Regions from separate parts of the Homo sapiens genome. Here region 1 is linked to region 2. Evidence: read pairs that join two places in POLR2A ChIA-PET (ENCODE). Cell type or tissue: MCF 10A. All regions are shown on one strand. Region 1 has its middle 27 kb from the start of LINC02068. Region 2 overlaps TNFSF10 (TNF superfamily member 10).

Region 1 (5,000 bases), 110 kb before region 2:
AGGCAGAAGCAGGTGTGAGAATCCAGCTGTCTCTAGTTAAGCTAGACATTAAAGAGATTTGTAGGCCCGGGCGTGGTGGCTCACGCCTGTAATCTCAGCACTTTGGGAGGCCGAGGTGGGTGGATCATCTGAAGTCAGGAGTACAAGACCAGCCTGGCCAACATGGTGAAACCACGTCTCTACTAAAAATACAAAAATTAGCTGGGCGTGGTAGCGCGCACCTGGAGTCCCAGCTACTCGGGAGACTGAGGCAGGAGAATCACTTGAACTCAGGAGGCGGAGGTTGCAGTGAGCCGAGATCGCGCCACTGCACTCCAGCCTGGCGACAGAGCGAGACTCCGTCTCAAAAAAAAAAAAAAAAAAAAAAAAAGATACTTGTAAAAATATAATACAACGCCACATTTTTCACTAATTTGTATTTGAAAAATTCAGGATTTCTTTCGTAAAATAGAGCTTAAGATAACATGTAATTAAATACATTAATAACTACATTTCAAATTTATCAGCTTTAGTCTCCCTCCCTCCCTCCCTTCCTTCCTTCTTTTTTTGTTTGTTTTCCTCAGGGTCTTGTTCTGTTACCCAGGCTGGAGCATGCAGTGCCACAATCTTGGCAAACAGCCTCGACCACCCAGGCTCAAGTGATCCTTCCACCTCAGCCTCCTAAGTAGCTGGGACTACAGGTGCATGCTACCATGCCCATCCAACAGTTTCTTAAAAGTAAATAAACATCGGCCGGGCGCGATGGCTCACGCCTGTAATCCCAGCACTTTGGGAGGCCGAGGCGGGTAGATCACGAGGTCAGGACATCGAGACCATCCTGGCTAACAGGGTGAAACCCCGTCTCTACTAAAAATACAAAAAATCAGCCGGGCGTGCTGGCGGGCGCCTGTAGTCCCAGCTACTCTGGAGGCTGAGGCAGGAGAATGGCGTGAACCTGGGAGGCGGAGCTTGCAGTGAGCCGAGATCACACCACTGCACTCCAGCCTGGGCGACAGAGCGAGACTCCGTCTCAAAAAAAAAAAAAAAAAAAAAAAAAGTAAACATCAATAAATGAAGCCCACATAAACAAAAGCTCTTCGTGGGGGAGGGGGAAGGGTCCTCAATAATGTTTAAGATTGTAAAGTCCTGAGACTGAAAAGTTTGAGAGCTGCTGCTCTGTAGCATCCTCTCCTGGCCGTCCCTGCACATCGTGCTGTGGTACAGCTAGCCAACCCGGAACTTATTACCGCGGTTCTGTTCGTGTTCCGCACATGCGCCATGTTCTCTTACCGAACACCCTTCCTTCTCCTTAGAGTGCTTTTCACTGTTCTTGTATTTCTTTGCCAGCCTCCTCCAGGAGCCTTTCCTAACTCCTTTCTCAGGAGGATTTAGGGGTCGTTCCTCGGGTCTCACACTGCACTCCACACATGACATGGTAATTGTCTGCAGGTAGGTCTGACTCCCTCACAAGACTAGGACCCTTGATGTGGGGGTCACGTCAGCCTCACCTCTGTGACCCCAATGCCTGACATGGTGCCTCTTATAAGCGCTCAATAAATCTTTGATGAACAACCAACTGTATCATTCTTCTTCCTATTAACAACGCATAGTTTTCAGGATATGTAAAATAATGCCTGATACTTTTGTATATATTCGCTTATTTATATTCCTGAGATAAAATATCTGGGGCTTTCTTTCCTGCATGAGTTTTCTTTCTACTAATGTATTGAAAATCTTATTTGGTTAAAGAGTGAAATTCCAAAGCCTATAATATAATAGACATTTAAAAATTTAAAGCCATTGCCAGTAGAGGGCGCCTTGAAAGTCAACGACGTTCGCCATCCCATACACTGCGGTTTGTGTTTTGTGTTTCATCTGGATTCTTTTTCTTTTCTTTTCTTTTCTTTTTTTTTTTTTACAAAAAAGAAAGAAAAGATTTATCAATAGCTTTCTTGTACTTTTTGTAAAAGGTCAATAAAAGTCATAGTTCATCACAGGATTAAGTTGGGTTGTTTTTTATAAAATAGAATTGAAAATTCTCATAACTACCTGATTAAAAAAATGACTGAGTTCTCAAAACAAACAAAACAGGACTTGCATTAATCCTTTGTTGAAATATGACTCACCTCTCTGCTTGCCAAAGTGTTTTATTTTTTTTTAACATGCTTTTATTCAAGGTAGATATTTGCCATCCCTTTGCAGAAAGGCTGACAGAACAGTGGTGGTCTGCATTTTTGAGGGACCGTTTAGTGTAGCAGGAAATATACGACCTTTATCTTTTCATTCTGTTTGCTGGCAAACCCCAGGCACCCAGCACTGCATTATAGAAAAACTGCCTTTGAAAACAACAAATAAGGCAGGGAGGGGTGGCCTTCAAAAGCTGGGGCACAGGTTCCAGCAAACAACATCCAGCCACGATGTTTGTGGAACTGCCATATTTTTAAAAACAGACATAAAATGATTAAGAAGGAAAACCTCACCATTCATTTCATGTAGAAGAGAGGAAATATCATGAACTAAAATTTGGGAAACTGTAATCCCAGTTCCAGCTCTGCCAGTAAATATCTCGGTAAATTTAAGTTTTTATTGGGGTTTTGTGTTCCCCATCTTAAAAGTCATTTTATCTAAACCTCTTTCTTACTCCCCCCAAATACTTGAAACAGCTTATAATTAAACAAAAAATATAATGAAATTGTGACACAGAAATAGTAGCTCTGTATTAGTGTGTTTTCACACTGCTATAAAGAATACCTGAGACTGGGTAATTTATGAACAAAAGAGGATTAATTGACTCACAGTTCTGCGTGGCTGGGGAGGACTCAGGAAACTGACAATCATGGCAGAAGGTGAAGGGGAAACAAGGCACATCCTACATGGTGGCAGGAGGGAGAGAAGAGCACAAAGGGGCAAGAGTCTCACACTTATCAAACAACCAGATCTTGTGAGAGAACTCCCTTATTATCATGAGAACAGCATGGGGGAACCACCCCCATGATCAAATCACCTCCCACCAGGTCGCTCCCTCAACACCTGGGGATTACAATTTGGATTACAATTAAAAATGAGATTTGGGTGGGGATACAGAGCCAAACCATATCAGGCTCATAGCCAAGGAAATGAACAAAAATATGCTAACTAGAAAAATCAGTTTATGTGGTTGAACTTCCAGTTTGGCCCTGAGGACCCTGGCAGTCAAGGCAAAAAGTAGAAAATTTAGTCAGTGACTCAGTCTTTATTTTAAACAGGAAGAAGTCTTCTAATTTCTCAGAGTTGATCATCTTTCTTTATCAATAAATTCTAAAAGAAAATCCCGACATGTGACCTACTGAATAATGTCCTCAATTATTTTAAAGCAATACAGCAGGAACTTTCACGTAACTATTTATTTAATGAACCTCAATGAGAACTGTGGACGTGACTTTAAACATCAGTGTAACCATATATTGAATCAATAAAAGTAACAGTGTTTGTCCTACTACTTGTCTCTAAGGACTATTAAAAATAAAGCTGTAGAAGGGCAATTTAAAAAGGTTTGAGTTAAACCAAAGTCAAATGTTAGATATTGTCAAATATATCCCTGGATGTGTATTGATGATAAGATAATCTGCTTTCTGATTTTCTTTTATTGGGGCTCATGGAAAAAAAGAAAATGTTATAGGTGCATATGAAAATTATTAAAGATTGGCTGGGTGTGGTGGCTCATGCCTGTAACCCCAGCACTTTGGGAGGTCGAGGTGGGTGGGTCACCTGAGTTTGGGAGTTCAAGACCAGCCTGACCAACATGGAGAAACCCCGTTTCTACTAAAAATACAAAATTAGCCAGGCGTGGTGGTGCATGCCTGTCATCCCAGCTACGCAGGAGGCTGAGGCAGGAGAATCACTTGAACCTGGGAGGCAGAGGTTGTGGTGGGCTGAGATCATGCCATTGCAGTCCACCCAGGGCAACAAAAGAAAAATTCCATGTCAAAAACATTTTAAAAAATCAAGAAAATTATTAAAGGTTATACAGAAAGTTGTTAATTCATTACCTCTGAGGACTGGGAACAGAGATCTTAAGGGAAGAAAAACTTTTTTCCCCCAGTTTGCTACTCTCTGAAACATTTGAATTTTTTATTAAAAAAATTTTTCTGGAGACAATGTCTGGCTATGTTGCCCAAGCTGGAGCACAGTGACTATTCATCGGCATGATCATTGTGCACTACAGCTTCAAACCTGTGGCCTTGAGTGAACCTCCCACCTCGGCCTCCCCAGTAGCTGGCCAAGTGTGCACCCCTGCACCTGGCTTTGAATTTTTCATGATGATTTATTATTTCTTATTTTAAAAAGGGAAAGAAAAGCTGGTTTACCCATAACTAATACTCTGTACAAAATCTACAAAAGGACACAAAATTTGCATTTTAGTTTTCTTTTAGTCATGATTTAGTTCATCACTTGGCAAGCTATCTCTTGCAAAAAGCACTCACTCAAGATAGCTTAAGTAGAGTGAGGTTTATCATAGGGATACAACCAAAAATCTCCTGGACATCCAAGATCACAAAATAAAGGAAAGCTTTCCCCTCAGAGAGCTTGATACAGAAAATTCAAGACCCAGGCTATTTCCTCTTCCTCTCCATGTATCAGAAATGTATAAAAACAAACCAATTATGGATGGGGCATGGCACCTATTACTGACTTAACATTGTTTCTTAAGTCAGTGGTTTTTTTTTTGTTGTTGTTGTTGTTGTTTGTTTGCTTTTTGATTTTTTGAAACAGGGTATGGTTCTGTCGTCCAAACTGGAGTGCAGTGGTGCAGTCATGGCTCACTGCAGCCTCAACCTCCTGGACTCAAGCAATCTTCCCACCTCAGCCTCCCAAGTAGCTAGGACTACAGGCATGCACCACAAGTCCAGCTAATATTTTTATTTTGTAGAGACAAGTTCTCACCATGCTGCCCAGACTTAGTGTTTCTCAAAGGTTAACTGGCATATGAATTACTTGGGGACCTTGTTAGATTGCAGATTCTAATTCAGTAGGTCTAGATG
Region 2 (5,000 bases):
CATATGAACACATGTACATTAGGCATGCAGAAGAATTCATTGAGAGTGCTAGAAAGCTAGGAGAATTACAGATATTGAGCAATTACTGTGTACCAGCAACTTTGAAAAGTATTGCCTGGTTTCAATTCTCATAACAATTCTATTATGTAAGTATAATTACCCCATATTACAGATGAACAAACTAAAGCTCAGGCGAAGTTAAGAGATTTGTTCAAGATTACAAAACTAGTAAAAGGTAAAACCTGATTTTGAACCCAGGCATGAAGGAGGTACTCAATAAATTGAAGCACCTACTTTTTTTTACAATACATTTTTTCAATACAATACAATGCTATTTTTATAGTAGCGTTCTAATTACTGCTGAAAAGTCTCCTGAAGGTGTCACTTTCTTCATCAGAAATTTTCCAAAGGGAAAATAAGTTTGAATCTTCTGTGTAGACTTTGGAAAAGTATATTCAACATAAGTATTAATTTCTTAAAATTGAATACAGGCTCCACTTTGTCTGGTGAACATTTGCAGAAGATACACTCTGCAAGGATTATAGGGTGTAAGGGTTAAGGAAGGCTTCATAACATTGGATTGGACCTTCACAAATAGCCTGTAGACCAGCAAACATGAACAACAAATATGGGCTTAGCCCCTGAAATCTGTGTCCCTCTGAGAAAGTTTTATGATAAAGGAATGGCCTGTCACTGTGACATCATAGATGGGGAGGAAAAAGGAGAAGGGCTTCCTCTCCACGGATCTCCATAAATGATCCTTTATGCTATTTGCAGTTTGCAGAAAATGATTGCCAGAGACTAATGTCTGGGCAGCAGACAGGGTCATTGCTGCCATCTTGAAGTCTACCTTGCTGAGTCTACCCTGCTGACCTCAAGCCCCATCAAGGACTGGTTGACCCTGGCCTAGACAACCACCGTGTTTGTAACAGCACCAAGAGCAGTCACCATGGAAATCCACTTTTCAGAACCAAGGGCTTCTGGAGCTGAAGAACAGGCACCCAGTGCAAGAGCTTTCTTTTCAGAGGCACGCAAATGAAAATAATCCCCACACGCTACCTTCTGCCCCCAATGCCCAAGTGTGGTTAGTTAGAGAATATAGCCTCAGCCTATGATATGCTGCAGGAAACTCATATTTTGAAGTGGAAAGGATGGGAGGAGGCGGGGGAGACGTATCGTATTAATTATCATTCTTGGAATAACCACAGCACCTCACGTCAACCCGCCATGTGTCTAGTCACCAGCATTGGCCAAGTTCTATAGGAGAAACTACCAAAATTCATGATGCAAGAAACATGTGAGGGTGGAGAGAGTGACTGGGGCTTCCTCTCTGGATTTCTATTGTTCAGAAATCAATATTTATGCATAAAAAGGTCTAGAAAGAGAAACACCAAAATGACAATGTGATCTCTAGATGGTATGATTATGGGTACTTTTTTTCCTTTTTATTTTTCTATATTTTACAAATTTTCTACAGGGAATGTTATAAAAATATCCATGCTATCCATGTATAATTTTCATACAGATTTAAAGAACACAGCATTTTTATATAGTCTTATGAGAAAACAACCATACTCAAAATTATGCACACACACAGTCTGATCTCACCCCTGTAAACAAGAGATATCATCCAAAGGTTAAGTAGGAGGTGAGAATATAGCTGCTATTAGTGGTTGTTTTGTTTTGTTTTTGTGATTTACTTATTTAGTTTTTGGAGGGTTTTTTTTTTCTTTTAGAAAAGTGTTCTTTACTTTTCCATGCTTCCCTGCTTGCCTGTGTATCCTGAATGTATCCAGGCTTTATAAACTCCTGGGTAATAATGTAGCTACATTAACTTGTTAACCTCCCATCCACTTATACCCAGGACCTTACTCAATTTTCCAGGTTCCTTCCACCTCCTCCTGAAAGTATTTCTGGAAAATACTCAGAAGGGATCACAGGCTCTAGCCAGCAATTGGTGCTAACCTGGGCTAGTCCCTGTGGCACAAGCTCCACCACGACCATCCTTGTCAAACTCCACCTCAGTTGATAAGTTGTTGCCTGCTGCCATTACTGCCTGATCACAGGCAGCTTTCAACTCTGCACCTTGCCTCTCACAGCTGAAGCCTCCCATATTCAGCCATTTCCTGCTGAGATAGCTTACAGCTGATGTGAAGTGAAAAGGCATACCGCTCCCTCCTTTCTGTGTTATGCACACCTTCTTGCCCCAACAAGTTACAGAGACTTGTGAGCCTGCTTGTTCAGTGTAATCAAACCGAAGCTTGGCCAGAGCCAACTCATACTGAGTGAACTGGGACAGTGTCCAGGGAAAGTTTGCTCTTCCTGGAACCACCCTCGGGCCTTGTGGCTGATCCCAGTTTCTCGTCTCTTCCTTCTTGATCCTTTCCCACAGTTTGCTAGACATGCTCTCATATTTCTGAATCATATGTGACTGAGTGCCTTCCTTGGAAAGGTTTTGCATCTCCCAAGTCAATTCGAGGTGCAACTGGATGTTTACAGGTGGGGCAGGCAGGGGCAAGGAAATGTACCTAAGTCCATGGCCAGTCATATCTCAACTCAGGAGGCCCCAGCTTCACCTCCAACTACATATACTACGGGAATGTTTTTCTCTTGTAATTTAAAAGAGGAAGAAACAAAATAAACATTTGTTTAAAAGTAAATGAATGATCTATGTCAGGGTGTGTGGAAGAAATTTATTAACTCAAGTTTGCACCTTTGCATTTGAGGGACCTTGGCCAAATGTCCAAGGGTTACATGGCTGAGTACAGAACTGTGTGATTCTAGCTGGGACCTCTCATAAACAGTTAAGATATTTTGATTTAAAATGATATTGTCTTTCTATAGGAAGGAGTGAATCATCGTTCAATTTGATCCTCCCTTCAACCTTTGCAGTACCTTAGTTCAAATAACAGATTAAAATTGTCATTTTCTCATTTATTTCCCTAGGTAGTCAATTCAGCAGATTTTTTTTTTTTTTTTGAGATGGAGTCTCGCTCTGTTGCCCAGGCTAGAGTGCAATGGCACGATCTCAGCTCACTGCAAGCTCCGCCTCCCGGGTTCACACCATTATCCTGCCTCAGCCTCCCAAATAGCTGGGACTACAGGCGCCCGCCACCACGCCCAGCTAATTTTTTGTATTTTTTTAGTAGAGATGGGGTTTCACTGGGTTAGCCAGGATGGTCTCGATCTCCTGACTTTGTGATTCACCCGCCTCGGCCTCCCAGAGTGCTGGGATTATAGGCATGAGCCACCGCGCCTGGCCAATTCAGCAGATTTTTTCAGGGAAATAACGTCTCTTCCATCCCACTTGTTAAAACAAAACAAAACGGAAGAGAAGAAATGAGCAAAGCAAACAAACAAACAAACAAAACCCTTCTGGCTTTGTTTGGACCTTCTGTTTCCTGTTTTTCTCAATTAAACAATTATCAGCCTAAAGAGTTCTGGGTGGTTTGGGATGGGGTGTGTGTGGGTGTGTGTGTGTGTTTATAACATCAAGCAAGGATTTGTTGATGAGGGTGAGGAGCTCGTTGATAATGATCTGACTATTGCCATTGTTTACTTTCAATCAGAACAGGGAGAAAACCTTCAAAGAGTGTTTAAGGTCTCTACCAATAAATCCCTAGTTAGTGTAAACATTTAATGAGACAGCATTCAGATTTCTAGTGGCAACATGGTCCAGATTTTGCCAGCCAGAGGAGTAGAAATCAGATCAGTAACTAGAATCTATTTAGCTAGCCACAGCTAGAAACAGAACATGACCCCCTCCCAAATGACTTGGCTGTTTTTTATTTAGGATCCTAAAATGTAAACTGACTCCACTACCGACCTTGTATCTAGGTAGGTTTCCAGCTTCAAAATGGGATACATACCATGGCAGAACTGGAAGAGACCTCAGAATCACCATAGTGAACCGGCTCAAAACTATAAACAGACACAGGAGAATGGAAGCAACTTGTCAAGAAAAGCACAGCTGTTTAGTAAGGGAGGCAGGGAAGGACACTGTGACTCCAGATGCCTGAAGCACACCTGCATCCTTTCCACCATATCCAGCTGCTTACTTTTATTCTTTTTTTTTTTTTTTAAGGACAAAGGAGAGCATGCTTACTTTTATTTCAAACAGGAACTTACTCAATATGCCAAAACTTCTTTAAGTCTGCTATCAGTTTCTGTTGTCTTAACTTCCAAATGAACAAAAATAAAAAGCACTTATGCAAAATATTGTGTTATATTCCATCTCAACCCAGATGCAGGACAAGTACTCCAAAAGTGGCATTGCTTGTTTCTTAAAAGAAGATGACAGTTATTGGGACCCCAATGACGAAGAGAGTATGAACAGCCCCTGCTGGCAAGTCAAGTGGCAACTCCGTCAGCTCGTTAGAAAGGTAGGTAACCTCACCAGGTGACCTCACCAGCAGGCGGAGAAGGCCAGAAGAATTCCTTAAAGCAAAGGAATCTTTAAGATAATCAAGTCTAGACTCTTCATTTTACAAATAAGAAAACTTAGGCCCAGAGTATTTAAGTAATTTTCCCCAAATTCATAGAACTAGGAAAATGGGGCATAGCAGCAAAGGGCAGGACCTGGCCGACTCCTGGTCTAGAGTTCATTCCTCTGCCCCGGACAGCCTCCACATCTAGTCTAACCTTTTGATCTCACATTATGGAAACTGAGGCACACACAGGGTAATGAAGAGAAGGTCACAAAGTCATAAAGAATGTGTGGCATTGTTTTTCATTCAAAAGATAAAGAAGATCAAATAATGATATTTTATATTCTTCCCACATTGCTGATGTCTGGAATTAAATATTTGTTTTTGTATGCATATAGAGATAAAGAAAGAGGAAAATAAGAGGAAAGAAAGAGGAAAGGAAGGGAAGGGAAGAAAGAGATACTTTGAGAAATTGAAGGTGGTTTTTTCTTAATTTACAGCCAATAAATAACAAATTACAAAAAGTATCTGTTTATGGAAGTTGCTTAAACAGGACCTCCAGCAGAGACATGT

What was found. ChIA-PET counts read pairs that join two places held together with the same protein. Peaks named below come from ENCODE experiments on the same cell type or tissue, not always from the same donor. Only the 100,000 strongest peaks of a DNase experiment are listed, where the experiment ranks them.
Region 1: POLR2A ChIA-PET joins it to region 2 with 5 read pairs; 5 of 35 experiments call an interaction of 5 or more read pairs at or near these places.

What each region holds. Positions count from the first base shown.
Region 1 is chr3:172,620,212-172,625,211 of GRCh38, reverse strand. No RefSeq gene overlaps it. Among named protein-coding and RNA genes, the nearest start is that of LINC02068, 27 kb to the right of the region's middle. In MCF 10A, a CTCF peak has its summit at 1,779 (motif pointing right); DNase peaks (open chromatin) are centred at 1,811 and 2,081.
Region 2 is chr3:172,514,243-172,519,242 of GRCh38, reverse strand. It overlaps TNFSF10 (TNF superfamily member 10), which reads left to right. Exons shown (of 5, transcript NM_003810.4): 2 at 4,245-4,382. Among named protein-coding and RNA genes, the nearest start is that of TNFSF10, 6.7 kb to the left of the region's middle. In MCF 10A, no CTCF peak of the experiment used is centred here; a DNase peak (open chromatin) is centred at 2,302.